Regions from separate parts of the Homo sapiens genome. Here region 2 is linked to region 1. Evidence: chromatin loops called from intact Hi-C (ENCODE). Cell type or tissue: endothelial cell of umbilical vein. All regions are shown on one strand. Each heading gives the region's core, and the rest is flanking DNA. Links, peaks and the distances in the headings are about the cores only.

Region 1 (15,946 bases), core at 3,376-11,375:
GCTATGGTCTCCTTTACTTGGGGGTACTCCTGTTATGATACCACTTCAAGCCTTCCAAGTTGAAATTTATGTGAAATATTATGAGGGCTGAGAAAATCCAATATCCAACACGAGTTCTCAGTATGGTTGCTCACAGGTTTCTTCCCACCTCTCTCTCTCTTAAAGGATCCATAGGACTTCAACACTCTAACCTCAGAAATATTTCCAGGCTGTGGGCTCATCCCCAGTTAAGACACAATGTGTTCCTCATATGTCACAAAGTTGCAGCAGTGCCAACCCTTACAAGGTCAGTTCCAACCCTGCCTTCTTCAGTAGTCTATATACTCTACTCTCCAACATCCTTCTGAGGATATCAGTACTTCCAAACACTTCATTTCTTTCTTCTGCTGAGGGACCTTGGAAATACCCTGAGTCACTGTCTGAGACTGGAAAAATCCTACCAGGCATGATATCTTTCTTCTCATTATTATCTGTATTCATGAGTGGCTGACAACAAACACATATAACACCACTGATTCTAATCTGACAATCTAAATTTGTGTTTTCAATATTCTAAATTAAAAGTACAATTTACTGGTTAAACTTTTGTTCAGTTCATGATAGATTAAAAACAAATCCTAATTTTTCCAGAGTTCATGCATACCGTGATGATCAACTATACCTAAGGGCTCTAAGACATGATTTTTCTGGCCTTAATTAATAATTTTTAAATATGGTCTCCAAAATAATTTATCTCAGGATGATTTTTTTCCAATCTTTTTACTTTTTTGAGCCCGAGTCTCACTATGTTGCCCAGGCGGGAGTGCAGTGGCAAAATCCTGGCTCACTGTAGCTTCGACCTTCCAGGCTCAAGCAATCCTCCCACCTCAACCTCCCAGGTAGCTAGGACTACAGGCACACACCACCATTCCTGGCTGATTTATTTTATTTTATTTTTATTTTTTGTAGAGATGGGGCCTTCCTATGTTGCCCAGGCTAGTCTTGAACTCCTGGGCTCAAGCGAACCTCCTGCTGTGGCCTCCACAAAGTGTCAGGCATGAACCACCACGCCTGACCCTTTTTTCTTTTCATTTCTTTTTAGTTGACAAATAATAATTGTTTATATTTATTGGGTAAATATTTTTATGTCAACTTTTATTTTAGATTCAGAGGGTATATTGCAGGTTTTTCATGTGAGTATATTGTGTGACACTGAGATTTCTGGGGTACAAATTATCCTATCACTGAAGCAGTGAACATAGTACATTGGGCAAACTTTGATGTTATGCTACATGTACACTTAGTGGAGTGATTAAATCAGACTAATTAACAAATCCACCAAGTCACATATTTGTTATTTCTTTGTGGTGAGAACATTCACAATTTTTTTTATTTTAACAATTTTGAAATATACAATATATTACCATTAACTATATTTCACCATACTGTGTAATAGATCACTGGAATTGATTCATCCTGTCTAACTGAAAACTTTGTATCCTTTGACTAACATCTCTCCTTTCCCTATCTACTCTCCTTCCACACTTATCCCCTGGGAACCATCATCCTACTCTCTATCTCTATGAGACCAACTTCTATAGGTTTCACATATAAATGAGTTCGTATAGTATTTGTCTTTCTATGCCTGACTTTTTTCACTTAGCATAATGTCCTCTACATTCATCTATGCTGTTACAAATGACAGAATTTCCTTTTTTAATGAAATAGTGAATAGTATTCCATTGTGTATATACACCACATTTTAAAAATCAGTTTACCATTGATAGACACTTAGATTGATTTCATATCTTAGCTATTGTGAATAAAGTTGCAATGATCATGAAAGTGCAGGCATCTCTTTCACACACTGATTTCAATTCCTTTGGATATATATTCAAAATGATTTTCTAAAATGTATTCCCTATTGTTTTGCCCCTTCTGCAAAGTAATAAACTTTTTCTCCTAGATTATTGATTTACCTTTTGTAATTCACTATGTGCTTCAGGCCCTGAGGAATCACCAAGAACACATTAAACTAATGTTGGAACCTCCTCCCCAGCTTCCCAGCTTCTATCTCACCTTCCTGACAAGGGGCACTAGTACACAAAGCATGTTCTGAGATTATGGCGAGCAACCATAAGAGGCTAACACGCAATTACACCTGTCTTGACCTAGGTTTCTCAAATAGCAGAGCCTGAGAAAAAAGCTCATGTGCCAATATCTTATTAAAGAGTGTGATCCATGGAGCAAGCATGAGAAACAATGGTAGTGAAGCAGGGAAGGCCAGAACAATGATGTGTTATGAAGTTGGCTGTCCATATGTGTGACTGATTGCTTAATCCCATGGGATCACTGAAATTATGAAATTTATCATAATCTAATCTAACTTAAAAATAAATATTGAATTCTTAGGGCATATGTTTTCTGACCACAATGATATTAAATTAAAACTCAATAACAAAAAAATGGAAACAACTCAAATGTCATTCAGTGGGTAAATGGCTGAGCAAACTGCAGCACATTCATACCATGAAATACTATTCAGCAGTAAAATGAAACAAATTATTGGTACACACAACATCTCAGCTGAATCTCTAGATAATTACACTGAGTCAGAAAAAATCTCCAATTTTACATTCCATGTGATTCAATTTATGTAGTGTTCTTAAAAGAACAAAATTATAGAAATGGAAAACAGATTAGTGGGTGTCAGGGGATAAAGCATCTGGGAGTTCCGGAGAAATTAATGTGACTATAAGAAAGCAACATGAGGGATCCTTGTGATGATGGAAATCTTCCGTAACTTGACTGTATGAATGTCAATGTTTTGGTTGCGATATTGTACTATAGTTTTATTAGGTATTATCATTGGGGGATAAAAGGTACACAGTATCTCTCTGTATTTCTTTATGCCTGTCTATGGATCTACAATTATCTCAAAAGAAAAAAATGTTCAATTTTTAAGATGAAAGAAGAGCCCTGTCCACAATTTATAGGATTATCATTATTCCAGTATCATTCAAGTGCCATAAGCAGAGTGTAACCTACAATCTTATTTGCCACCTGTATCTCACTGCATCAAACCACAGGTGAGAACTTCGGTAATTGAAATGCCAGAGGTTATGCCATGCTGCTGCATGACTTCAGGAATGGGTCCCTTATGGCCATCTGACTTGTGAGCAAACCAGTTTCAGAATCCCATCCTGAAGCCTACTCTAAAGGTCCACTACAAGTACTATAGACAGGTTCCCCAATATGCAGAGCCTGAGACAAAGCTCAAACTCCAACACTTTATTGGCAGCTATGATCTAGGAAGTAAAGGTAAGAGATAGTGAAAGCAAAGCAGGAAAGCATAGAAAGCTAATACAAAGACGGGTTGTCAAGTTGGCTACCACCATGGATGACTGGTTATGTGATAGTCAGAATTCTAAAGATCTCCCCGAAGATACTCATCACCTGGTTATTTAACCAAACTCAAATATAGGCACTACTATGAAAGGGCTTTGCAGATGTAATTAAGGTGACTAAAAAGCTGATCTTAAAATAGGGAGATTATCTGAAATTAATAGATGAGCCAGCCCAATCTAATCACATATGCTCTTAGAGGCAGAGAACTTCCCTAACTGGAGACAAGAGCAGTCTTGGAGACATGGCATGGATTCTTCCAGCAACACAAATAAGCTTGGAATTGGATTCTCCTCAGAGCATTCAGCAAAGAATCTAAGCCAGCAGATACCTTGACTTTAGTCTTCTGAAACCCAGAGCAGAGAAACCCATCAAGCCAACCTAGACTTGTGACCTAAAGTACTGGAGATAAAAAATTTGCATTATTCTAAGTCACTAAGTTTGTGGCAATTTGTTACAGCAGCAACAGAAAATGAATACAGCTTGATGCCTAAAAGTAACTCAGGACTGTACATCCAGGGAAAGAAAGGAGTGAAAATTTACTCATTGACTCTCACCTCACATTAGTGAAGGTTATTGCACAGGGCAATAACTGCCTTGATTATTCAGGGTTCTTCAGAGAACACACCACATGCACACACACACACACACACACACACTCACACACACATCTCTCTAGGTAGACGGAGAGAGAGAGAGATTTATTTTGAGGAATTGACTCAGGCAATTGGGAAGCTGGAAAGTCCAAAATCCCAGGGAAGACTTAATGCTTCAGTTTGAGTCCAAAGTTTATCTGCTGGCAGAATTCCCTCTTTTATGGGGGAGGTTAGTTTTTTTCTATTAAGGTCTTCAACTGATTGGATGATACCCTCCCTCATTATGGAAGGCAATCTCCTTTACTCAAAGTCTACAGATTTAAACGCTAACCTTATCTTAAACAGTATCTTCACAGAAACAGAATTTTACGTTGTGTGACCAGATATCTGGATACAGTGGCCTGGGCAAGTTAACACATATAATTAACCATCACACTGACCTACGTTTTTGAGTTATACATACATGAGTGCTCAGCAGTTTCCCATCCAGTTTACTATGATAATAGACCAATTAAAAAAAGCCTTGGGCAGGAAATAATCCAGTGTGAGGGGCAGGCCTGAGGCAAAGTGCTGCCAGGCTGCACATAAAGGAGCTGGCCAAAATGCAAGGTTGTTTTCATGCTCATCCCATAAAAAGAAAGACCAAGGAGCAGAGAAAGGAACAGCTTCATTTTTCTGGATCCCAGACCTACGGCACATCCAGCTGTGACTCTAATTTGCACAAAGGCACCATATGTGCTAGCAGCAGTCCAACTGAGGTGGCATAATGAAGGTCAGTGGGGTCAAGAAGGCAAGATTTGTCTGAGAGAGTTAGCAGAGAGATACCAGAGCAACAAGGCTGATGATGGAACATGGCAGAAGAGAAACCTGAGGCAAGAGGTGCCATCTTTTGGCCTTGGTGTGAAGTACAAAATAAAGATAATGATAAAAAGCTGGTCTCCTTAAAAAGAGTGGCTGCTTGTAGCCTGGGATGCTTTCTTCCACCACATCCACTTCTCTCAATAGATGAGTTGTGAGGTTGGGCAGATTCCCTAGGTACTCTGAGGCATTTAATTTCTTGTTTTACTTTGAATCTCAGCGTGTTCCATTCTGAGAGGTTATTTTCCTCTCTTCTTTGACACAACCTCACACATCTACATCCAGACCCATGGACTGGGTCCTGAAATCTGGAAATCCCCAGGCTAGAGGGACAGTATCTTTGGAAGATAGATCATCCTCTCCTGTGTGGTGGTGGGAGGCAGTCCATGGCTTCCCATCCTGAACCCCACCCTCATCTGAAGAATCACAGGGCACCAACCCTCAAGTATTGCTAACTCCCTGTCTTCTCTCATTTGCTATTCTGGATCCACCACTTACTGGCTGGGTGATCTTGGGCCAATTGTCTGACTTTTCCTTGCCTTTTTCTCTTCATCTATCAAATGATGATAATAAAAATGCATACAGTCAGGCATTGTTTAATCATGAGGATACATTCTGAAGAGAAATGCATTGCTAGGTGACTTAGTTGTTGTGCAAACATCACAGAGTGGTACCTACTAATAGGTATAGCCTATTACACACTTAAGCTGTATGGTAGAGCCTATTGCTCCTCGGCTACAAACCTGTAAACCATGTTACTGTAGTGAATACTGTAGGCAATTGTAATACGATGGTAAGTATTTGTGTATCTAAACATAGAAGAGGTACAGTAAAAATACAGTATTATAATCATATGGGACTACCATCCTATATGCGGTCTGCCATTGACAGAATGTTGTTATGCAGTGCTTGATGGTACTTTATAGAATTGTGGTTTAGCTTAAATGGGCTAATACAAGTAAAGTGTTGGGAACGGTGCCAGACCAGAGATTAAAATCAACCTAAAATATAGAGTACTGATTAAACGAATTATAATTTGGCCATATAATAAAATACCATGCAGTTGTTTAAAAATAAAGATTTATAAGATATATTAATGTTGAGAAGTTGCAAAACAGCTTGTATAATATTCGTGTAGAACAATATGGCAAAGCAATATATATTTATATTTGGTTGTATATGCATAAAATTACTCAGGGAAGATACACAAGAAACTAATAATAGTCGTTTTTCTATTTGGGTCATAAAAACTAGGCAAATGGGTGACAGTGGTAGAAGAGAGTTTTTTCCACTGTATATTTTTATATGTTTTGAATTAAGAACCATATAAATGTATTATCTACTCAAAAATAGATCAAATACTTTAAAAACAAAATATAAAAAAGGAATAATTCTAATTAATTATTGGATCTAGGAAACTGTAAATCCATATGTGAGGGTCATGATCCTGAAACGTAGGTTTCATACATTAGATGATTAGGCTTCTTTCTTCTTTGAGAATTTCTGATCAATTGCAGTCCTGAGTCATGAATGCCTGAGCACTCAGGGGACCTATCTCATGGCAAGGGTGGCACCTGCAGGACAAACTGAGAATTTGTTAGTTTATTTGCTGAGCAGAAGAGCACTATAGCTGGAACATAGCTGGAGGTGGGTGATCATGGATTTCCCATTAGAGTTGTTAGACAAAGAAGTTCCATAAACACTGATGGAACTACTGCAAGCAAAGGTATGTTTAATTTAGGGCATCCAGGAAAAGTGCTTCCCACTTACTAGTTGTATTTTTCAGTGAAGGCATTTAATAGCCTCTGGAATATTATTCTTTCAGGTGTGAAATATGGATCATGAAGCCCATTTTTTAGAGTTGTATGGATTTGAAATGAAGTATCTGAAGTTCATCATCCAGCTCCTAGCACACTCCCCAAGTTCGATAACTACTAGCTATCAGTATTGTTAATGGCCACTGTCTGCCCACTGCTTCTGTTTCAGCCAGATACTCAGCTTGGTACCAATCAGCCCCTTCACCACTTTCCAGATGAAATCCAGTTACCCCATGCACGACATGATTTTTGAGGTTACACTTCAGAGTCATGCAGAAGGGTCACCTGAGCAGTCATCAGAATCCCTTCCAGGGACCTTCTCCGTTGTCGCATTCAGCTCCTGAGACTCCTGTGTCCTTGCTCCAAGGCTCTCCCTGCCTTGTCAACTCCCTGCCTGCGCCCCTTCTCTGACTTCTTACTTATTCAGAGCGACGTCTCTCTCCCACTTTAGACTTCTGTCAAATGAAAAAACACATCTGGACCTAAGTCAGCAGTGACTTTATTCAAAAAGACTATTGCAATAGGAAGAGGAGAACTATTGAAATCAATGGAGAAAATGCTTAACTGTAAGGTCCATATGCCTCTCGATGGTCAGGCAGAAAGGGCTTTTGTTTTATAAGGAAGAGTAAACAAGGCTACAAAGAACTGGGAGAAGGGGAATAGGACAAGCAGGTGTCGTGATCAGAGAGGTGAGCTGGAAGTATCAATTCTCTGAGGTCCAGAGGGGTTGTTATATGGAATTGTTCCAAATTCCAATGCTTGCTTAACCTCCCAGGGGACAAAGTTTAGAGGTCTGCAGGAAGGAGAGAAGCCTGACTAAACTTTCCTTGGTCAAAGTAAGTTAGCAGCACTTTGCTCAGTTGATCAAATCAGAAAATCATATGATGCAGAAAGTTGGTCAGTGGGGAAAACAGTTCAGCTATTATATCTTTTATAAGATTAAAAATGGGAATATGGAGAACTTGTGTCTTGTCATAGGTAAGCAAGGGAGTCTTATCTAAGTTTGGGGAAGGGTAATTCTTTGCAGTAAGCCTTTTTCTGGAACTTGGAGGATGGGGGCAGTTCTCAGCTGTTGCAGTGTTCTAGGAACACTTGGATCATGAAGAATTCAAAATCGTCATTTCCAAAGTAGCACCTTACACTACACCTCCAACTACTGGTTATTTGGAGCCATTTACTTATCATTCTCTGCCTCTGTTTCTTCACTTCTTTGTATTTAGGAAAAAATAATTACTAAATTAATTATGCATTTTTAAACTAACTGACAGCAAGAGGAATTTATCTTTACAGTTATAGAAAGTTGCATACATCAGAATGTATTTCTCTTTTTTTTTTTCTTGCTTTGTTTTTTTGAGATGGAGTCTCACTCTGTTGCCCAGGCTGGAGTGCAGTGGTATGATCTCTGCTCATTGCAACCTCCGCCCCCTGGGTTCAAAAGATTCTCCTGCCTCAGACTCCTGAGTAGCTGGGATTACAGGCTCCTGTCACTGCCCCCGGCTAATTTTTGTATTTTTAGTAGAGACAGGATTTCACCATCTAGGCCAGGCTGGTCTTGAACTCCTGACCTCATGATCCAGCTGCCTCGGCCTCCCAAAGTGCTGGGATTATAGGCCTGAGCCACTGTGCCCAGTTGGGAGAATATATTTCTTAAAAAGAACATTCTTGTATAGAATCATAGTAATATTATCCCCCAAAATTAATGTTATGATATTTTATAATGTCCAGTCCACATTCTAACTTTTCTATTATAATTGTCCTCCAAATGACTTTTATTGCTTTATTCTCCCTCTTGAAACAATAAACAATCTAAGTTCACGCATTGCATTTGGGTTTTATGTCTCTTCAGCTTCCTTGGATTTTGCTACTCAAAGTGTGATTCGTGAATCAATATTATCAACACCAAGTGGAAATTGATTTGAAATGCAGAATTTGAGGCCCTCCCCAAACCTATTGAATCAAAATCAACTTTTGAACCAAATCTCAAGGTGATCTCTATGCACTTTAAGGACAGAAGAACATGGCTCTGGCACATTGCTCCCACATTTTCCCCCAGGATACTGAATTTTTGGAAAGTTGAGAACAGTTATCTTTTTTTTCACAACTACTTTTACAGTCACTTACCTGAATATAAAAGTCACTTACATCCATTTTTGGACATTTGGAAAATGGCAATTTTATGTTCTACTTTGTTTTTCTGTTTCTGGGTGTGCTTTAGTATCTTTAAAACATCCTTTTCCTTTTTTCTCATTTTTTCTTTTGATCATGTAGGTAATATATAAGTACTGCTCAAAGAAAAACCTTAGCCAGATTAAACTTGACAGAGTTCAATTAACCAAAGAGCGATTTGAGAATCGGGCAGCCTCAGGAGCTAGAGTAGGCTCAGAGACTCCAGGGCAGCCATGTGGTGGAAGAAGATTTATAGACAGGTAAAGGAAAAGTGAGATACAGAAACAGTCGGATTGATTATAGCTTAGCGTTTACCTTATTTGAACACGGTTTGAACGATTGGTCCCCTTTGATTGGCCAAAACTCAGTGATTGGCATAAGAGTAGGTTACAGTCTCCATTTAAGTTATAGTTTACTATATACAGAAAAACCTTTAGGCTGAACTTAAGATATGTAAGGAGAAGCATTAGACTAAACTTGATTTAATAGTACATTTTTTATTGTAAAACTTCAAATAATTTAGAAATCTACAAAGAAAAGTCTGCAGCCTTCTTTATGGTTTTTTTTTTAATCACTTTTATTTCCGTTTTCAGAGGTAACTACTGTTGACTGATTGATACTTATCTGTATCATCCAGGATTCAGTGAAAGAAGCAGAATCATGATAAGAATTATGGAAAGAGGAATTTTTTTTTAGTAGGAATTAGATCTTACAAAAATGTGGGCAGTACTGGAGAAGCAAAAGTCTGGAAGAGGAGTCAGATAGCAAAGTCCCTAGCCAGAGTGCCTAGGAGCAGTGGTGTAGGCAAGCCAAACCCTAGGCTCGCACGGAAATTTGAGCAGCAGGCATGTTCAACTAGCAAAGCGGGATCAAGAACAGGAGCTCGTGTGGAAGGCTATGCATGGGAAGCTATTACCTCTGCATAACCACCTCTCTGTGGATCCGTAGCCAAGCATCTTTTGATCAGCTGTGGCTGCTATTGGATATCAGGGCAAGACATAAGAAAGAGCAGATGGACATGGAGGTTTGACCTATTGGCCAACACCATATCCAACCACAGTGACCTTCTGAGAGTAATGGCTGCTCTTTTGCTTCTGCCTTCCAAATCTTATATAAGTTCCCTCATGGCCAACTCTAACCTCGATTGAAAAAGAAAGCACAGTCCGGGTGCAGTGGCTCACGCCTGTAATCCCAGCACTTTGGGAGGCCGAGGCGGGCAGATCATGAGGTCAGGAGCTCGAGACCATCCTGGCTAACATGGTGAAACCCGTCTCTACTAAAAAATACAAAAAATTAGCCGGGCGTGGTGGCGGGTGCCTTAGTCCCAGCTACTGGGGAGGCTGAAGCAGGAGAATGGCGTGAACCCGGGAGGCGGAGGTTGCAGTGAGCCGAGATCGCACCACTGCACTCCAGCTTGGGCGACACAGTGAGACTCCGTCTCAAAAAAAAAAAAAAAAAAAAAAAAAAGAAAGAAAAAGAAGAAAGCACAACCCAGCACTGCCTCCTACCCAGCCTGAAGGAGTCTATATGGATGTGCATTCTTTATAGAAATGAAATCACACTGTGATTTTTTTTACCACTTTCACAAAGTCTAGGTCAGTTAGTACGTATTACATATGAAACGAAACTCCCTCTTTTCACATTTTTGCATCTCCTTAAGATATCATTTTCAAACCATTGGTGGTATCCCTTCGTGGTTTATGGACTTAATTAGTGTGTCAAAAGCACCATTAAAAAGGATAGACTAGAACAGGAAATATAAAAGTGTCATATCCCTCTGTAAGGATAACTATTGCTTTGTCAAATGTTTGTTTTAGTTAAATATGTGTGTGCTGTGGACACAGCCTGAAATATATATCTTACTGAAGGGAACAGCAGTTAAGAAAAACATTGCCTTTGAATGTTTTTTTCTTCTTTCTTTCATCTTCTTCTTTCTTTCATCCAATCTCCCCTAACCCTATGTTTTTGTTTGGTTGTTTATTTTGATGTATAACCAGAATTTGGAAAAGAATAGGGCAATATCTGGGGCTAATCATTTTTGAACTAAGGGAATGAGAGAGAAACAACTAAATTCACCTTTTGTAAATAAAAAAAGCAAAAAAAAAACCCCAGAAATATATAATGTCTTATACATCACCAGTCCAAAGTTGCTAGTGAGCCCTAGAGTAAGATTCTTCTTCAGCAACCTGAAAGAGAAGAGAGCAAATATGACCAGAAAAATCATACGATGTAGAAAGCGCAAAAAAAAAAATCTCTTTGGACAATGTTGAATCTTACAAGAGATTGATAGATTTCATTTCTGAACTTCCATAACCAACAGTAAAACATACATTGATTTGTTTGGTAATGGAGACCTCTAGAGAGTGCATGTCAGAATTGCAGCAAAACGTTTCTTTTTTAAGCACTAACTTTAGTTGACATCATAGATTTTTGGAACAGTAAATGGACCTGAGAGATCCTTGAATTCTGTATACGTGGATCTTCCTAAGACTTAATCGTCACCTCTTACATGCCAAGAAGTTTTATAAATAATGTCTAATTTAATGTTGACAACAATCTTGTCAAGTAGATACTATCACTTTTGTTTTCTTGTGTGTGGACAAATAAATGATGACTCAGAAAGTAAAGTGGCATGTCTAAAAGCTGAAAGCTAGAAAGCAGAAGAACCAAGTCAGGACTCCAGATTCCCAGGCCAGTGGTTGTTCTAATATACCACAATATTGAAACAGTACAAGTTTTAAGCGATGAGGATTTAGATATCATTTAGCCCATGCCCTTCATTCTTTACCAGGAAAAGATGACACACAGGAAAAAGAGAAAAGTATTGGGGATCACATAGCTAGTAAAGAATAGAACCTAGGTACTATTCATGATTCTTGGTTCTCAATCTCCCCCTCATACTGTATGAGACTAAATATATACTACTTAATAGTACTGTGGAAATACTCTTATTTCTGGCAGTATGACAGAAGAAAGAAAAAAGGAAAAGAAAAAGAAAAAAATATACACATACTTTTAAGGGAAAAAAAACACAAAAACTCTAGATAAAATAATTAAAAACAAACTTTCACTTTCCTGAAAAAGAAATTCCTAAATTTGCAAGCTGAAAATTTTAAAGTTAAGGTAGAAAGGTATCAAAAAAATTCAGAAGACAAAAAGTAGTGAACAAGATAATCAAGTGAGGAATTTCAGAATTTTTTATCTGGTGGCCTCACAGGACGTTTGCAAGAAGCAAACCTTCAGGCCTCCATAAGACTAAAGTCATATAGGATACCACTGCATAAAACTGGGACACCAATAGGGTAAAACCCTTAGTTGGAAAGGTGAATCAAAAAATTAAAGTTAGGCTGGACACAGTGGTTCATGCCTGTAATCCCAGCACTTTGGGAGGCCAAGGTAGGAGAATCACTTGAGGCCAGGAGTTTGAGACCAGCCTGGGCAATATAGTGGAATCCTGTTGCCACAAACAATTTAAAAACTAGTTATTCATAGTGGCACATATCTGGAGTCCCAGCTAAGTGGGAGGCTGAGGCTGGAGTATTGCTTGAGCCCAGGAGTTCAAGAACAGCCTGGGAAACACAGCAAGACCCTGTCTCTACTAAAAATAATTAGGCCGAGTACAGTGGCTCACGTCTGTAATCCCAGCACTTTGGGAGTCCGAGAAGGGTGGATCATTTGAGGTCTGGAGTTTGAAACCGGCCTGACCAACAAGGTGAAACCTGTCTGTACTAAAAAAATAAAAAATAAAAATAAAAATTACCCAGGCATAGTGGTGCATGCCCGTCGTCCCAGCTACTTGGGAGGCTAAGGCAGGAGAATTACTTGAACCTGGGAGGCAGAGGTTGTAGTGAGCTGAGATCACACCACTGCACTCCAGCCTGGGCAACAGAGCAAGACTCAAAAAAAAAAAAAAAAGAGAGAGAGAGAGAAAGATCCTATGTGTCTCTTTACTCAATTCTCCATAATTATAATATGTTGCAAAGCTATAGTACAGTATAGCAACTAGGATATTGACACTTATACAGTAAAAATACATTTCTATCAACAGAAGGATCTCTATGTTGCCCTTCTGTAACACATCCACACCCACATTCTCTACCTGTACTCTCTTCCCAACCTCTATTAACATTATACAATACTAAATAGACTTCAGAGCAAAGAACATTAATAGAGACAGAAAGGGATAGTTACCTAATGATAAAAAGGTCAATCCTCCAAGAAGATTTAACAATCCTAAATGAGTATTCACCAAACAACAGAGCTGAAAAATAAATGTTGACATCTATAGATTATTGTTTTTTCATACAATTTGATATCTTTCCGACTCTTCCCTGACAAGGGATTTTCTGTTTAAACCTGAATACATTCATACAGCAACTCCCTGTGTGGTCTCCACTAACAGGGCTGAGTTGACCTTGTTAGTAGTGGGCAATGTGAAAGGCCTGACTCTCCACTAGGCCTCTTTGTTCTCCAACTCAGTAGAGGAAAGAAAGAGATTCCTTGTTATTAACAGGCAAGAGTGGAAGTCTAGACCGCCCTTTAGCCTCCACTGACACCATGGTGGGATGGGGGGATTCATTACAAGCTGGCAAACATGAAAGTTCCGGCTTCTTGTTTGGTCTCTTCTGACACCACCTCCGTTGTCATGTTGGTGCTTCATTACAGCCTTACCAAGGTGGAAGTGTAGGCTCCCACTCGGCCTTTACTGACATTGGTAGCAGTGGGGTTACAGTACTCTTGTGTGGTGTTTGGTTGGAGTAGAGTAGTTATTGTCTAAAAGCTTCACATCTTGCCAGGTTGCTCCTTTTTTAGTACTTGGCTAGAGAGAGCAGGCTTTTGTCATGGCTATTTTTGTCTGCTTCAACTCAAGTTTCTAGCTTGCCAGTTTCCTTATCTCCAAGTATGTAATAGATAAGGCAAAAAGAAAACCCAGGGAACTCACTATGGTGGTGTTCCTTAGGTCCCAAGATCTTTAGCTGGTCTGCCTCCTTCTTTCCACCTTTCAGAGTATTCTTATGTTTGTCTTCTACATAATGTCCAGGATTTTTAGTTACACATATTGGAAGGATAGAAGAAAGTAGTCTACTCTATCTTAGTGGAAGTGGAAGTGATTATCTGCATTTTGCAAAATTTTCTCCCAATATGTGACTTGTGTTTTCATGTGTTTAGCCATGCGTTTTGGAGAGCAGGTTTTTAAAACAACTCCATTGAGGTATAAGTGACATACAGTAAAGTGGCCATATTTAACTCAACAATTTGAAAACTTTTGATATCTGTATAGACCTATTAAACATCATCACAATAAAGAAAGTGAACATATTCATCTCCAAAAATGTCTCATTCTTCTTTTTAACTCCTCCATCCCTCCTACTGTTATCTGCTGTCCTACTCCTACCTTCCCTCCCATCCCCAAGCAACCTCTGTTACTATAGATTACACAATTTACTATAGATTGCACTGCTATAAATATACACTATCACTATAGATTGCTTTGCATTTTCTGAAATTTTATGTAAATTAAATTATATAGTGCACACTCTTTTCTGCCTTTTTTCATTAAACATGATTATTTTGCAATATATCAATGTTATTCCATGTACCAATAATTCATTTTGTTTTACTGCTTAGTACTATTTCATTGTATAGGTATGTTACAATTTATCCATTCACTAATTGATAAACATTTGGTTTGGCTTTCATTTTTAGGTTATTACAAACAAAGCTACTGTGAACATTCATGTACAAGTCTTTGTATAAGGATATATTTCTTTTGTCTTGGGTAAATAACTAATTATGTCATGGCTGGATTACATGGGAGGTGAATGTTTAGCATTTTCAGACACTGTCATACTCTTTCAAAATCCCCACCAGCCCTGTGTGAGTTTCAGTTCCTCCACTTAATTGACAACACTTGATTTAAATGACCTTCTTAATTTCAGTCACTTTGATAGGTTGGCAGTGGTATCTTATTATGACTTTGACTATGACTAATGATGAACATCTATTCATGTTCTAATTTATCATCCATGTATCATCATTGGTAAAATTTCTGTAAAATTATTTTGTTCATTTTTTATTAGGCTCACTTGTTTCTTATTGTTGAGTTTTAGAGTTGTTTATGTATTCTAGGTATTCTGGAAACAAGTCAGATATATGTTTCGCAAATATTTTCTTCCACTCTGTGGCTTGTTTTCTCATTCTCTTAACTATTTTCTAAAGAGTAAATGTTTTTAATTCATGGAACATAATTTATTAGAGTATTCTTTCATGAATTGTGCTTTTGGTGTCGTATCTAAGAAAATTTTGTCTAATCCAAGATCATGTAGATATTCTTCTATCTTTTCTTTTGGTAGTTGTATAGTTTTAAGTTTTACCTTTAGGTCCATGATCCATTTTAATTTTTGCATATGTGTGAGCTGTGGATTCAAGGTCATATTTTTGCATATGAACAGTCAGCCAACTCTCTCAATATCATTTGTTAGAATGTTTATCTTTTCTCCACTGCATTGCCTTTGCATCTTTATAAAGATAAAAAACAAAAATAAAACATCAGTTGTCCATATTATGTGGGTTTATTTCTGGACTTTCTATATCAGGGGTTGGCAAACTATGACCTGTCCACCAGGTCTTATCAGCTGCCTCTATTTTTAATGCCCGTGGACTAAAAATGCCTTTTACATTTTTAAATGGCTACATTTCAAATGATTATGTAAAATACCTACCTAATAGCCTCAATTTTGTTTCCTGGTCACAAAGCCTAAAGATTGATTATATGGCTCTTTAAGAAAAGTTTGCAAACTCTTGCATTACGTTGTTTCATGAATCTATTTATCTACCTTTACACAAATGCTATGTTGATTATTGTAGATTTATAGTAATTCTTGAGGTCAGGTAATACTATCCCTTTTGAACAGCCAAATTTTCAAATTTTAATGAGGTTAAATTAATTAAATTTTAATCTTACAGATGGTGCTTTGGTATAGTATGTAAAAAGACCCTTACCAAACTCAAGAGCCCAAAGGTTTTAGCTAATCTTTTATTCTAGGCATTGTATCGTTTTAGGTCTTACGTTTAGGTCTGCAATCCATTTTGAGTTAATGTTGTATGTGGTGCAAGGTATAGGTA
Region 2 (15,946 bases), core at 5,338-13,337, 190 kb before region 1:
GAACAAGGTCAACAGTGTAGCTATTAAGACAGTTAATAGACAGGTAGAGGAGGTAGTCTGAATCACAGTGTGGTTCCTTCACATCCCTCACTTGTGTCTTATCCTTACTTTAAGTTTATGTACCTTTTATTCATCTAACCACGTATAGAGAGATGAGGAAAATTTTAATGTCTTTGAAAACAGTTTCGGAAAACTGTCCATGAAGCCAAAGTTACTGTACCTTCTCAAAGGGAAAAAATAAATACATCTAAAAATAAAAAACAAAACCCTTATAATTCTAACATTCAGAAATAACCAACATTAATCATTTTTTGTAACCATTTCAGTCTTTTCTATGCATGTGTATAAAATAGATATCATTTTATCAGTATCAAATCAGATTCACATACATTTTTGTAATGTATTTATTTTGTAACTTTTTTTAACTTAAAATATATTATAAGCTGTCATTTAAAATGGCTAAATAGTACTTCACAGTATAAATGCATCTTAATTTATATAGCTAGTCTACCAGTAATAGTATTTCTAGATTTTTTACTTTGTGATATTATAAAGAATACTGCAATGAGCATTCTTACAGTCTAGTTAAATCTTTCCTGTCATTCTTAATTACTTCCTGCAGGAACAATTCCCAGAAATTGAATTGCTCAGTATGTACATTGTTTGAAATCTTATGATGATCAGTAAAACCAAGCTGCCTTTCAGCAAGATGAAGATGATTTTTAACTCCTGTAGCACTCTCCTCTGGAGCTGCTTAATGCACACCCTTGCCAACCCTGGGCATTATATTTGACAACTAAATATATGCAACAGGGCTCCTTGTTTAAATTTGGATTTCTTTAATTTATGCATCAGGGTAAATATTAAGGAACTTTATTAGAAGTTTGTACTCTCCTTTTATGAGTTTGAGGCTACAGATATTTAAATGATAAAAAGAAAAACTAAAGAAGACAAAATAACGTTTAAAGCATTATTTTAAATCCAGTAAAATGTAATTCAACTCCACATAATAAAACTGGCATAAGAAAGAAACAAGGAAGGTTTGATCCAAGTTTAAGCACAAATGTCACTTGTGAACAAAGCTCTTACTCTGCATCTATGAAGGATCAGATTATTTTGTAAAATGCCTGTCAAATTTTGGCTATTTTCTGTTTTCTAGAGAGCTGGATGTTAAAAATCAATAGAAATGTTACAGCGTTTATGCCACCTTTAGAAGGGTTAGACAGACTCATGCCCGCAACATTCAAAGCCATTTCTGTTTAGAATCTCGGGAAGGAACCTATTCCAAACTTCCAGAATCACAGCTGGCAGGCTATAATTTAGAGTTGCATACAGGATAATGTGTATTAGTCCATTACTAAGCTGTAAGTTGACACCAACCTTTGGAATTGCTTTCTCAGAGGAAATGTTGAAGAGCCAATGCCTCAATCATTTCCAACAGGGCTGGGAAAAACATTCAGACAACCCATTAGATCCTTTCATCTCACATTTTGATGATTTTCATCAAAAGGGAGGTGGAAAGGGGGTGATTAGACACAAATTTTCACTCTGGTGAACATCCAAACATGTACTTTTAAGCTCAAGACATTGATAACATATTGGCAAGTCTTGTCCCCACTTACATGAACCATCCCAGCCACCCAGAATATCCTAATGGTAATGAACGAGTTTAGAGAGAAGGGATGGGATGGTGAGCAGATACTAAAGCAAATATTGCAACTCGTATTTTGACAAGCCAAAGGCATTTCTGTGAATACCAACAGAAACCTTAAGTCACCAAGGATTAGGTTTGAGGTTTTCAGTTGCCAAAGTCTATGTTGTATTGCATTCTCCTTGAGAGATCAGAGGGCTGTCCTTGGGTGAGTCTGTGTGATTATAAAAGCTTTGGCTAAGGCCACCTAATAGTCACCTAAGAGACTCTAGGAGAGAGCCCACTTTTGACTAGGATAGATCAAAGATGTAACCTCCATTCCTGCCCATGCAGTTTACGGTATTTCTTTCACAAATCAGGATCAGACAGATACTCCCCCTTCAGCAGATTCCAAGTTGAACCACTGTGCTGTACTAGCTTTCCACATCTTTGTTTTTGGATAAACAGAGCTTGATCTAATTCTCAGCCTCCCATCAAAATTAGCTGAAGTTTAAGGAACACTCAGAATTGTTCTAATGAGTGACCTAATGTGTTTCCACATTTCGCATTCTCATCAGAAGCAGAAAAATGCCATATCCCATCTAGCTCACTGCTGTCCGATGGACATACAATGCAAGCCACATATGTAATTTAAAATTTTCTAGTGCCACATTCAAAAAGCAAAAAGAAAAGATGAAAGTAACCTTAATAATATACTCTAATAACAATCCAACATAATTTCCGTACATAACCGATATAAAAATTATTGACATATTTTCCATTCTTTTCACACTATCTTCAAAATCCAGTGTGTATTTAGTACTTACAGTACATCACAAGTTGGACTAGCCACATTTCAAATGCACAGTAGCACCATATGTCTAGTGGCTATTGTATTGGAAGGAACACACATTTAGAAATTAAGATGTTAATCAGGACTACCAAAGCAATGGGACAATTTGAGATACAAAACACAGAAGATTGTATCTCAGAATCACTATGTTCATTTCATAAACCCAGCAGTGCAAAGAAACTTGGGGAGATGCTCTGTAAATCATCCATTCAGTGCCCATGTATGCTTTCCAATAGGTCGATGACATCACACTCCAATGGGGAAAACTGTTCTCAATAATGGCCCCAAAGTACAAAGCAATGACCCTCTCTTGTTTTTCCTTGGCAAATAATACGGCTATAAAGAGGTGCCCAATATGAAGAACATACAAAATTCTTCCCATGCCTTGGTGTCACTTCCTGATAGCCATTATGCCTATTAAGTTCCAGTAAGTAATTGTTATGCAGGACCTGAATTTTTAAAAATGTATTGGTAGATAATACTTCATTATAACCTTCCCTTTCACTCAAATGCCATTTGTACAATGATGTTATATAATTTCTGAATGGGTGCATCTTGTTTAAAGCAATGAAAAGAATGTTGAACAAATATTATGGGAAAGTTTAAATTGCTTTCCAATCAACATACCATTGTTTTAACTGTGTAGAGAACTTTTGCAAATAAGCTACAAAATGTTGTTATCCCACAAAAATGATTGTTTGAGTACAGTATTCCTCCATGTAACACAACCTATAATTTAGTAATAATAATAATATTTTGCGTGTGGATAGTACCTTACATTTACAAAGCAGGGTTTACACTGTCTCATTAAGCTTCACAAGAAACCTCATAAGGCATCGATGGCAAAATAAGCGAAATACAAGTTCTTTGTCACTGGCTTTCTTCCAACATTTTACTTCTTTTGGGCACTAAGACTATTTACAAGGTCAGTGTAGGGGGTCTCTCTATTTTTTAAAAAAATTACTATCAGTGACTCTTTCAGATTGCTTTATTAACTATGTCCTAATGGTCATTGGGTTTTCACATTGAATAAGTCAGAGTTCTTGTCCTACCTTATCCTGGTCAAATAAATTCTACTAGCCAAAGCAATTCCCTTATTATCCAGTAAATTATAATTAAAGAAAATGGTGAGCTGAAGTCTTTACCCAAAGACTGATTTACCACTTAAGTCACTGTACGTGTAGTCCTGGCTGGTGTGAGAACAGCTAAGCCTCAGAACAATCCCCTGTGCAACAAGAAAAAAGATATGAAAACAGAAGGTCCCTGAAGAAATTAAAACTCTGAATTAAAACAAATTTTAATTGAAATTAATTTTAATTTGAATTAAAAATGCAAATATGACTTTAGAAAAATCCGCTCTGAGAATAGGGTCAGGAGAGAAGTTTGATGAGAACTAATGAGCTAAAATACGTCTTTAGAACTAAGAGTGCTCAAGACCAAAGAACTCAATTTCCATTTTTAGAAAAAAAAATGGAGGTAAACTAAGAAGGACTGGAAGGCTTTGAAATGACAAATAATTAAATAGTTCTACCTTTTAAAAGTATTTAAGTAGTTTTTTCAAAACCTGGAGTCCTGGTTTGACCGGGGGCTGCTGCTTTTCCTTAGTGCCTAAACCTAAAAGTCAATGAGGAAAATCAGAGGGAACGTGTTTGTGCTGGGGTGAAAAAGATACCATTTGGCTAATTATATATCAGCTACATATGTCCCAGCTCGTTGTCTTACACATAAAAGTGTGGGGAAGTCTGGGTATCACAAAAATAGCCCTTCTCCCCCAGCATGGAAATAGGAAGGAATGAGAAGGACACAAGCTTCATGTGTGGTTTTTACTTTCTCTTATGGTAAATGCCACACATGGAGTACAGAAAGAAAGGCAAACCGAGCAAAATAGGTTTTGGTTTCCTTAGTTAAACAGCTCAATATAGTTGGAAGTTCCCTCATGCCAAAGCAAGCTAACCAATCAGTCCTTCTCCAAAGAGTTTTGCCTTCTGTGTCCTACAGAAATACAAGGGTTACTCACTCTAGAGTAACGTTTGAAATATGTTTCCAAATATACCGCAGCATGTTTCAGAAGGTTTTTGAATTACTGAAACCACCTTTACACACACTAATATTAAAAAAGAAAAGAAAAAAAAATCCTGAAGAAAAATGCGATTTGCCATTTGATTTGAATGAAGATTAAAAATATAACACAGCAGCTGTTTAATTTTGTGTCATTGAAATTCCAGTTTCATATTTTTTAATTGCTACTATGAAAAATTCTTTGATTGCACTTGATGAAATTAAGTTTTGCCTTTTTAATGATTAAACATGGGAAAATTCAAGTGTGTTCTAGTTAACAATTTAAATTCTTGTGTGTGTTTAAAAGATGAAGTAAAATCTACTAGGACATTATTTTGTCTCAAGTCTAGATACAATACTCAGTAATTGCACAAAGCAGTTGCTCACTCAGTTCTTTCAAAATGACTAAACTATTCTTTCAAAGAATAAGACAGCAAGTATTTACTGGGTTAAAAGGAAACTGTAGGATCACACTGCTCACAACCATATTGCACAGCAGTCATTTTAAAGAGGAAAACGACATATTCATCATGAGTTGTGTGATAGTCTCATGAGTCACTGGTCAGTCAACACGCTCATAAATGTGGTGCACATTTGACTCCCGGGATTTCATTTTGGAAGGTGACCAGGGTGTGTGCAGACAAGAGAACAATTGAAGAACCCACTGGCTCCTCAAAGACCCCAAGATCACACAAGGAGTTTTGATGATGAAGCCCAGACCATGTGTTTCTTTCTGTAGGCAGAAAAGTCTGTCCCAGACTGTAGTTGAACACTAAGATGGAAACTGTGGAAAGAGCTAGACTTGGTCTGAAATGAATACAAAGGTAATAATGGATTGAAATTGGGGCTTGGGCCTCACACAAGGGCTCTCCCAGAAAGTGTCTCCTTGTCCTCTAGATGTATGGCATATTTAGGAATCTGTAATATTTTTGAACTTTCATAGTCATAATAACATACTCTTTATAGTCATGAAACAATGAAGCCCCCAAAATCTTGATAGGTTTATCAATATGCAGGGTAAATTTTACACATCTTATGAACAGTTCCAGTTTTTGGATGGAAAAGTCGTTTTTTCACCTCAAAGGAAATATATTTAACTTTCTTTTAAAAGTACTGGATTTACTAATGCAAGAAAATACAATGTCATGTCGATAAAGACTATAACAATCTTGGTTTTATGAACATAGCTGTAACATTAATAGCAATGTGCACAGAAAGGGGGAGACCATTTAATTGTTTCTAAACCATCAACTGAAAATTACACAATTCTTGACTGAATGTGAAAGCGGCCATCTACTACTAAGTTACTCAGAGAATCCTCCTCCAAGGATAGTCATGACAATCCTAAAAATGGGGAATGAACTTTCTCATACTTTGGATTCTTAATAAACACCTTCTGTAAGATAAAATTATAAGTCTATTTATAAGCAAAGGCAACCATGGTATTCAGAGCGCTGCAAATGGCACCTATGACAATAATAAATGTGTATGATAGCAAATCTTGGAGAACCTGTTTTCTTTTGTCTAATTTAAAGTCATCTCTTAAAAATCAACCAAGATTTAGGAAAATAATGACACTGAGATGTAGGAACAGTATATGATAATAAGAATTATTTTTTTAAATGAACTTCTAATTTTACAATAGTTTTAGTGTAAAGAAAACTTGCGAAGGCAATACAGTCTCCTTTTGGATGGACCCCTCACCCAGTTTTCCCTATTGTTCACATCATACGTTACTGCATCATTTGTCTCAACCAATACGGACACTCTAGAATCCATTCTTTACTTACAATTCTTAATTTTTACCTAATGTCCTTCTTCTGTTCCAGGATCTTATCCAGGGTACCACATTGCATTTATTCATCATGTCTCCTTAGGTGCCACTAGACATTCCTTGTTTTTGATAACCTTGAGAATTTTTGGGAAAACAGGTCAGGTATTTTCTCTGATATTCTGTTAGTGAAATTTGCGTGATGTTTTTCTCATGATTAGACGGGGTTTGTGGGTGTGGGGGAGGAAGACTACAGAAGTAAAGTGCCATGCTCCTCATCTCATTCTAAAGGCACATGCTACTAACATGATTCATTGCTGTTGATGTTGACTTTGATCGCCTGGCTGAAGCAGTGTCTGTCCAGTTCCTCGACTATAGGATTACTCCTTCCCCCGCTTTCCATATTGTGCTCCTTGGAAAGGAGTTGCTATGCACAACCCCACACTTCAGGTGTGGGGAGCTATGCTTCACCTCCTTGAAGATACAAAATTTACATAAATTATCTGAGATCCTTCTGTATGGGAGATTTGTCTATTTTCTCTCTTTATATTTATTTATTACATCATTTACGTTTACTTTATTATGGACTCCTGGCTATGTATTTTCTACTTTTGAGAATAATCCAATAATACGCTATTCATTTCATTGCTCAAGTAGTTCCAGCTTTGACCACTGGGAACTCTTTCAGTTTGCTCCTAAAGATTACTTTTTAAGAAGTTAATACATCTTTCCTGTTCTCACTTCATATTTTTCCCCAAATTATATATGAGAAGAGCATGCCAATTTTCATGTTGATTTTGAGCTGTTTTAAATATCAAAAACAGATTTTTAGATTTGGTATGTGACAGCTCACACAGAGAGGACATCTTAGTTGGTGGACAATAAAATGTTTGCCCAGAGTCCAACTAGTCCTCTTAATTAAAACTATGAATTGTTGCAGCTTTTCTCATATGATGTCATAACTTTTTCTCTTTTACTTTGTTTTACATATTTACCTAGAAGTGGCCATGAAAAGAAGCTGATTTTTAAATTATTTAGAAACATGAAACCAAACATCAAACGTGATTAACTCTGTTTGTGAAATTAATCTATATTTATGAAAATAGAATGGATATCATATGGTATTTAGAGATAAAATTAGCATAGCATATTTCTAGCTAGCCAACCCAGAAATAACTTTCTTCCTAGTCTTTGGAAAAACCTCTAAGTCTGTAACATAGGGTCAGCAACAAAATATTATGTCTAGTTTTTTTTTATTTTTGTGAGGGGGATAGTGTAACCTATGGAAAACATTATTCAGATATTTCAGTAGAATTAATTGCTAATTTGCAAGAATGCATAGCCTTATATGAATATATAAAAATACACAGCAAAACTCTAGTTTATTACTGAGCAAACAATCAGCATGTTGTCATTCAACTGTCATTCCATAATATTTCTGAGTTGCCTACTCTGTACAAAAGGAACAACTTCTTCAGTGTCCCTCCCATCTTGTCCTCAAAGGCTAGAGTAAAAAACAGTTCCTAAAACTGTTGAGAAGTACTCTTTTAAGAAGATCTCACAAGATTTAAGTTCTGATACATTGTCTATTAAAATGGAAAAGTCATGAATTCTGGGAAATTGAGGTTGTTCCCCAAATGATAATATTTATGGTATTGTTTAAGGGAAAATAATGGGGGGCATGGTAAACAAAACTGTGTTCTAACAATGAAGAATTTCAAATAAGCAATGCAAAGGAAAACAGAGAAAACTCAGCTCTCTATAAATTTTCGCCTTAAGGCCTCAGCAACCTTCCATTCACCTCTAGGAAGTTAGTTCTTTCTTTTTCCAAAGGAATTTCTTCAGCTTGACTGCTTTTACAGGTGCCAACAGCAACAAACCATCACAAAAAAAGGCAACTGCTAAATGGCACACACATGCACACCCACACATGCACATGTGTGCACACACAGACACACCCACATACTTCTCTCCTTTTTACATCTATGCTTCCACAATTTCCCTCATGAACAAGAAGCTGTTTTGCCACCGCCAGGAAGGGTGGGGAGCCCCTTAGCCCTTCTTCCTTGGTTAGCAAGTGGGGAGGAGAAGAACAAGAGAAAGGAAATGGCTGAAAGGAAAACTACAGACCCACAGGAACAACAACACCAACAAAAAACCACACCAGGCAGTGATCACTAGTGGACACTTAGACCGAGAGGCAGGGAAATTATAATGTGGCCCATAAGGTGTGAAGTGGCATAAAGAAAGCCTGACTTCCTTATTTAATGTAATCAATCAAGATTAAATGGATTCTCCTGTGCAACAGAAGAGTAAGGTTTTTTGCTCCCTCCACCAATTTGAAGACAGGGAAACGGAGGCAGAAAGGTCAGCTGACCTCCTGAAGGCCACCCAGCAAGCCTCAGCTTCTCTTTAAAATAAAGGTTTACTTTAGATACTCAAATAGACATTTTTAAATGTTGTTCAAATCCAAAAACCTCAACCACTGGTCCTCATGTTTACAGTTCAGGATTATACAAATTTCCCTTGGTCCTCTGAGGCCTCATCTAAGAGACTTGATTGATGCTCTCCTGCAGCCCCAGGCCAAGGGGCAGAATGTTTCACGGAGAACACAGCCATTAGCTAATGGAAGACATTTTTCATCCTGTGGAAGGACAGCCGACTGCAGCCAGCTACAGGGCCGGCCAAAAGTGGCACCTACCAGCTATGAAGGACGGCGAGTGCCCAGTGCCCACAAGGTGAAGAAAAACCACATGAAGCAAAGTTCAGATCCACTGAGAACTTTATCACGATGCTGTTGGCACAAACTGACGCCATCACAAAGATGACTAGCAAATGCAATTCCCGTGGTATTTTTGATACTTTCTATTTCACCACAACGTCTTCAGCAACTTGTACCGTTTTTGAATGACTGAAGGGATTGGGGATGGGGTTCTGTAAATATACCTATATAAGTGGTGGGGGTTCCAGAATGTCTCAGGAGGAGGTGCTTAAGCATAGCATTTTCTTTGGAAGGGTACTCGGGAGAGCTCTGGCTAGAAAGTTCGACTTGACGCTGTATTTACATAGCAGTTTATAATATTTTATAAATATTGAGGGACTGTCAATAGTTCATCTCAAAGAATGGAGGTGCTGGAAGGGATATAAAAGGTCTTCCTCCGATCACCTCTCAGCACTGCCTGCCTGAAAGGAGAGAAAGCTTTTGAGTCTATAAAATCATGCCCCTCCCACCCGCTTCTCGCTACCGAAGCCACGGACACCCCGTCCCCAGTCCACAATCCAGAGGCCAAGGTCGCACAGATATTTTCTCGTCATTGCACCAGGTCAGGGGATAACTGGCAAGGCCGGTTGGAAAGTGAAAGTGTAAACAGGCTTTTATTTTCCCCTTCTTTTGGCTCTCCATGAATACAACTTTCACATAAGAACCTCAAGCTGATGGAAAAATTAGATAATCACACCCGGTTGCCCTCAACTACCATACTCATCCTTACTGTGGGTCAGCTAAGGGCTCCGCAGAAAAGGGAAGAAACACTAATTGCCTGGTTTTATTGATGCCTTTGGGGAAACGAAATAGAAAAAGACACAAAGAAACAACTTTGATGAATTTAAGACAGTTTTCTCGTTCTGATTGCTTTGACTGAATTAAGATAATTTCCATGTTTTTGAAAGTGCTGAAATCAGGCTGTGAGCAGTTTTCTAAAAAGTAAGCCAGCAGCGCCCTCTACTGGCCATTTTTTGTGCAGCGTGCGGAATCCAAGACAGGACAAAGCGGCAAAACTGGGTTTAAGAGACAGGGAAATGTCCGAGGGAAGGCTGCGTATGTCAAAAAAACAATGAATGGTCACATAATAAAGGTCAGATGTGAAATCGTAGCTATTTCTCAATGGTCAGGTAAGTACTCTGTCATAAGATATATGAAAATTCGGCCCTTATATGGAAAACACAAAAAGAAAATGGAGAACAACTCAGATCTAATAGAACACAAATGTCTACTGATTATTCTATCGTTTTTATAAATAAACATATTCAAATATTAAACAAAATTTTCCCCTTTAGAGGAAACTGTTCAAATAAACATGGAGTGATATTTCTGAAACTCACATAATTTAGGCCAGTTTTTCCACTCAGATCCACACTCTGCTTACATACTCCAGTTTCAAATTTAAGGCGAAGAAAAGCTCGCCAATCAAAGGCTTTTATTGGCAATGGAAAATAAAGTTCTCTAAGCCCACAATGAAGTGACTTTATATGGGAAATATTTCATTTTGAGAAATGTTTTTATACTTGAGAAAGATAATTTTTAGTTAGAAATATTTCCATCTGTGGCTAGTTTCTTTTAAATAAATATTTTAAATATGGGCACCAGTATGACTTCTAGATGTTCTTTGTTAAGCAGTTCAGACAGAATGGTATAGTGCTGGGCATATATTCTTAGAGAAAAATCAAATCTCAAAGCTTCAAAAGTCAACAGATTCTAAGAGTACTGATAACTAGGTATTTACTTGAAGGCAAATCAATCTCTTTTCAGGTTGGGGAGATCACTTTGTTGTTGTTGAACAGATACGGATGAAAAGACTACCAAGCGCAGTTTCACTTTCTCTGCCTGTGAGCTGCAATGGGAAACCCTATTTATTGGCACATCCCAACTTAAACAGAAGAAATATCCTAACCTAACTGGAAAGCAAACAACTAAAATTTTTTTTGTTAATATGGGAATTTAGATCGTATAAATGTATAGCCCATTTGAGTGAAAAGAGAAATTTTCTCATTTCATTTCATTGACAACGAGGAATTGCATTCTGTGAATTTATGACTTTTATTTGACAGCAATTTGCCAGAGTCCTGTAGACAGTAGCACTGAAAAAAACACATTAAATACAGTGAGAGTTTCTCACACATATAGATTTATATAGTTTTATAGCTCCAAGTGAACAGGAGAATCATTTAATCTGACCCCACTCCATCAGGACATAACTCTTCTTGGTATTCAATAAATTGTTTAAAAAAATAGCTTTACCTGAAGTGTATAGAAATAAAACATAAATATGCTTCAATGATTTGGGTTTATAAAATACAAATTAAACAGAAAAATCAAAGCTCTGGAGATAGATGTAAGTTCAAATCCCAGCAACCCATCTCTTTAGCTATGTGACTTTGTTCGTGTTAGTCAAATCTTTCTGATCTCAGGCTCCTGATCTGTAAATACTTTTCAGGGTTGTACTGGAGATAATAATGCACAAAGCTTCTGGAACAAAAGTGCTCAATGAATGATAGCTATTACTATAGTTCGTTATTATGTGTTTGTCCTCCTTGGCTGTCTTTGTGACCATACAAAAATGTCACGCTTTCTGAATTAGGAAGAACTTAATTATCTAAGTAACATGAAGGAAATGCTGGCACATGAAATACAGTTAATTCACTATGTCATTTAAGATATAACTGAGATCATTCATTTCAGGGTCAAGCAATGGATCTCGAGGGGCACAGAGTAGAAAATAAAATGCCACCAGATTTTTGCTTTAATCAAAAGTCTCATCTTAATTAAAAAGCAAACAAGTGATTCCATTTAAGAGAAGTACATGAGCAATTTCATTTGCTCAGTTTCCCTTTTAGGACATGACTTCTGATTACTCAAACAAGACTTCTGGAGGAAAAGGCCACGAGACCATGTGCCACAGATGGGCACAGCTGGCACCCAGCCGGGAGAATTCAGACTAGACCTCTGTAATGAATTTAAGGGAAAACATGAATTAATGCAAATGCCAATTCCTCAAACGCAGACTTCATTCTCAAATTGCACACCAGTGGAGCCACTAATAAATTATTAGGTAGTTTCATTTTGAAATGCTTGTCCAACATTAACTAATTTGACCATATGATATTTTCAAAGGGATAATTATTATTCTCATCTTGCAGATGGGGAAATAAAGCAGGATGATCATCACATTTAAAAAGGAACATTATTTCATATTATGACTAATACCATATTCAGTTACCAATTTTATTAAAGGGTGAAAATATTTTGTCTGCATCAAAAAAAGACATGACTGACCCAATATGGGTAAGAAGTGTATTTTGAGCTTTCTTTTTAAATTATTTGCTCTCTTCCATAATCCACAACCCGCAGAAAGGATTTCAAGTGGCCTATAAAAATAACCATAATACAAAAGGATACAGTAAATAATCAGGAATGTTCTAATGAGGGGAAATATTAGAGCCATGGACAAGAAAGCAGCCCCATCCTATTCAGCTACTGGAAGTGGCTTAAAGCTTCCTAGTGAGTAAAGAAAATGAAAATAGTAATATGATTCATGATGTCATAGATGAAATGTGCTTTGAATTGTTTTTCCAGGAGTAACAGGTCTGGTGCCCCATTCAGGCCTTCTTGCCTGGTACTTCCAATAAACCTATCAACCCAGTCCCTGCCTGGGTGAATGTATAGCTCTGGCCATGAAACAGGTCAAAGCTAAAAGGCTTGCAAACAGATCAAATGCACAATTCTGCCCAAGATCAGAGCTTCTCACCTGGTGTGCCACTAAGGGGTCACAAGTGTGTTGTAAGCAACTGATATCCTCAGCCCTGGGATGAGGATGGGGCTACCTCCTTCATTTATCCCAGTGTTCCATGCAAATACTCTGATATTAATGCAAAAAGATTAGGAAGCACAACTACAGACAACTGAATTATTAAACCCATAGCATTATTAGTGAATAGAGACTAAAAATCAGACTCATAATCCAAAAGACTGGCAAGGATGCCATTTCCCTAATTCTATGTGTTACCCATGTGTATTAGTCCTTTCTCATGCTGTTAATAAAGATATACCTGAGACTAGGTAAGAGGTTTAATGGACTCACAGTTCCACTTGGCTAGGAGGCCTCATAATCATGGAAGAAGGCAAAGGAAGAGCAAAGGCATGTCTTATGTGGCAGCAGGCAAGAGAGTGCATACAGGGGAACTGCCCTTTATAAAACCATCAGTTCTTGTGAGACTTATTCACTATCACGAGAACAGCATGGGAAAACCTGCCCCCGTGATTCAATTACCTCCAACAGGGTCCCATCCATGGCACCTGGGGTTTATGGGAGCTACAATTCACAGTGAGATCTGGGTGGGGACACAGCCAAACCATATTACCATGTCCAGCTCTCTTTCATATGTGTGGCACCATGCCCCCACCTCCGCTCAAGAGCTCTGTTCTATTTTTAGATCAGGACCACTTTACTTAGCAAGGATCAGTTTATGAAATTTCAAGAGAACTAAAAAATAATATTTCTATATGAATATGAAGATGCAAACACATTAACATCTGTTTTTTCCCACCCAGGATAGAACCATGAACTAGGCTCTGGCTCCTAACCAGAGGTGCAAGTAATGAAAGAGACACTAGCTCACCTTAAGCAAACAAGCCAAAGGAAAAGTCTACATAAAAATATTAACAGACTATTTTTGCCAATAGTGGTAGAGCATTAATCAAAGGGATTTAACTAGCTTGCTTTCTTTCTTTTTTTTAGCCAACTTGCAAAAGTTGGTTCTCATTTTGGGAGCATGGGGGAGTAACTATTTCCAAGGATGCATGAAACCAATCCACTGCCACAATACTAAGATACAGGAAGTCCATCTTGGTCTGTAGCCCACCAATCTCCTGCCTTTGAGGTGGTCCTCCCACTGTTTAGAAGCTGATTCAGACAAAGGCAGAGGAAGGACAAAAGTGTGGGTTATTAGTCCTTGACCAGGGCTGGTGCTAATGAGACTCTAGACAATGGACACAAACAGATTGCCTTTCCTCCTCCCGCCTCCAAAGCTGCCTGGCATGTTGGTCAAAGAGGGGGCAAGCCTGCATGTCTGGCTAGAACGGTTCCTTCTCTACTGCTAGAGAGGTGCCTCAATGGGCATTCTTCTGGCAGGAGAACCTGCACATGATCAGAACATGATTTCTCATTATTAATTATTCACTCTATGTCCCTGCAAATCAAGGAGTGGGAAAGACCAGCTCTTCAACCTGAGCCACATGCACTGCACACCCTGAACAAGAGAGATTAAACGTATCAAAGGCAAATGTCCTCATACCACGGAGAACAGAACAAGCCAGATAAACTCCTTCACTCCAGAACTGCCTTTCCTCTCCTTTCTTAGCATCAAGATGTTCAAGTGGGCCAGGCATGATGGCTCAAGCCTGTAATCCCAGCACTTTGGGAGGCCAAAGCGGGTGGATCACCTGAGGTCAGGATTTTGAGACCAGCCTGGCCAACATGGTGAAACCCCCTCTCTACTAATAATACAAAAATTAGCCGGGTGTGGTGGCACATGCCTGTAGTCCCAGCTACTCAGGAGACTGAGGAAGGAGGATCACTTGAACCTGGGAGGTGGAGGTTGCAGTGAGCTGAGATCACACCACTGCACTCCAGCCCAGGCAACAGAGCAAGATTCTTTCTCAAAAAAGAAAAAAAAAATGATGTTCAAGTGATGAGTGAGTGCTAAACAAGCAGCCTTAAAAAGTTTGGATTACCTGTTCACAAATTTGAGTGCTTGGGAATTCATCCTGCAGATTAGGGCATGCTTTATCATCTCTGAAGTCTTCTTACAGATAATCTGTAACTAGTTGCAGTGACCTTGAAACACTAGCTATACACATTTTTCTAATTTATCTTATTGGTAGGATAGCCCCCTTTAAAGTAGTGGTTCTCAAGATGAGATCCTTAGACCAGCAGCAGCAGGTGCTGACCTGGGACCTCACCACACGTGCAACTCACAGACCTGACTTCAGACCTGCTGAACCAGAAGGTCAAAAGATGAGGCCCTGCAACCTGGTTTGAACAAGCCCCCCAGGTGATTGGGATGCATGCTCAAATTTGAGAATCACTGCCTTAGAGTGTGTTATTTCCTGCTTCCCTAGTGTTTCAACTATTTCCTAAATGTAAGCTTGGGCCTCTGTGTCCTTCATGGGCACATTTCCAATCAGCCACTTCTCAGGAGGAGTGCTTGATATTGTTCCTTCCCTCCTTGCTTTCCTTCTTCTCACCTCTGGTCAGCCTTTTTTGACCCTTAACTGAAGCAGAGAAGTACATACCACCACTGCCTCAGTGTCACCTGTGTCACCTCTGTGGGGTCTCTCCACCGGCCCCACTCCAATAATCTGCCTCATTCTCAGAATCTGAATGCCTTCCTCCTCTGGACTGGACTTCTCCTCGCCATCATGACTTACCTCCTGGCTTCAGATCACTTCACTTTGGTCACTGACAAGTTCGAACCTCCAAAACTGTGAAGTTTCCCTGGCTTCAAGACTCCTGCTCTGTTCTAATTTTTGACAATTGTGGATTATCAAGCCTTGTTGGTCTATTTTTTTATACTGTGTCTGGAAACATCATCATAGCTGTTGGCAGAGTAGCCCAGCTATCCCCACACTTGAGTGAGAATGCCTCTTCAGAACTCTTCCAAGCTAACCTCCTAAAAATGTGACACCCTCAAAGCATAGCTTTTACCATGCTATCCTTTCTCACCTCTCGTTTTTAAAAAATTCCAAATCTTTAATATTCACCATTATCCAAAAAAATAATGATCATGACAAAGGTCATGATGATAAAGATGATGATGGCCAATATTACGACGGCCAACCTCTACTACATGCTAGTCA

Evidence for each region. Peaks named below come from ENCODE experiments on the same cell type or tissue, not always from the same donor. Only the 100,000 strongest peaks of a DNase experiment are listed, where the experiment ranks them.
Region 2: it touches region 1 in a loop (6-fold over the local background); 3 of 110 quality-filtered maps call a loop at or near these places.

The regions. Positions count from the first base shown.
Region 1 is chr7:95,714,243-95,730,188 of GRCh38, reverse strand. It overlaps LOC105375409 (a long non-coding RNA gene), which reads right to left. Exons shown (of 4, transcript XR_927774.3): 3 at 13,013-13,082; 4 at 10,288-11,007. Among named protein-coding and RNA genes, the nearest start is that of DYNC1I1, 50 kb to the left of the region's middle. In endothelial cell of umbilical vein, for the core only: a CTCF peak has its summit at 6,422 (motif pointing left); DNase peaks (open chromatin) are centred at 6,408 and 11,168; H3K27me3 peaks cover 140 bases.
Region 2 is chr7:95,910,857-95,926,802 of GRCh38, reverse strand. All of the region lies in intron 6 of DYNC1I1 (dynein cytoplasmic 1 intermediate chain 1), which reads right to left. Among named protein-coding and RNA genes, the nearest start is that of DYNC1I1, 150 kb to the right of the region's middle. In endothelial cell of umbilical vein, for the core only: a CTCF peak has its summit at 10,038 (motif pointing left); a DNase peak (open chromatin) is centred at 10,042; H3K27me3 peaks cover 1,400 bases.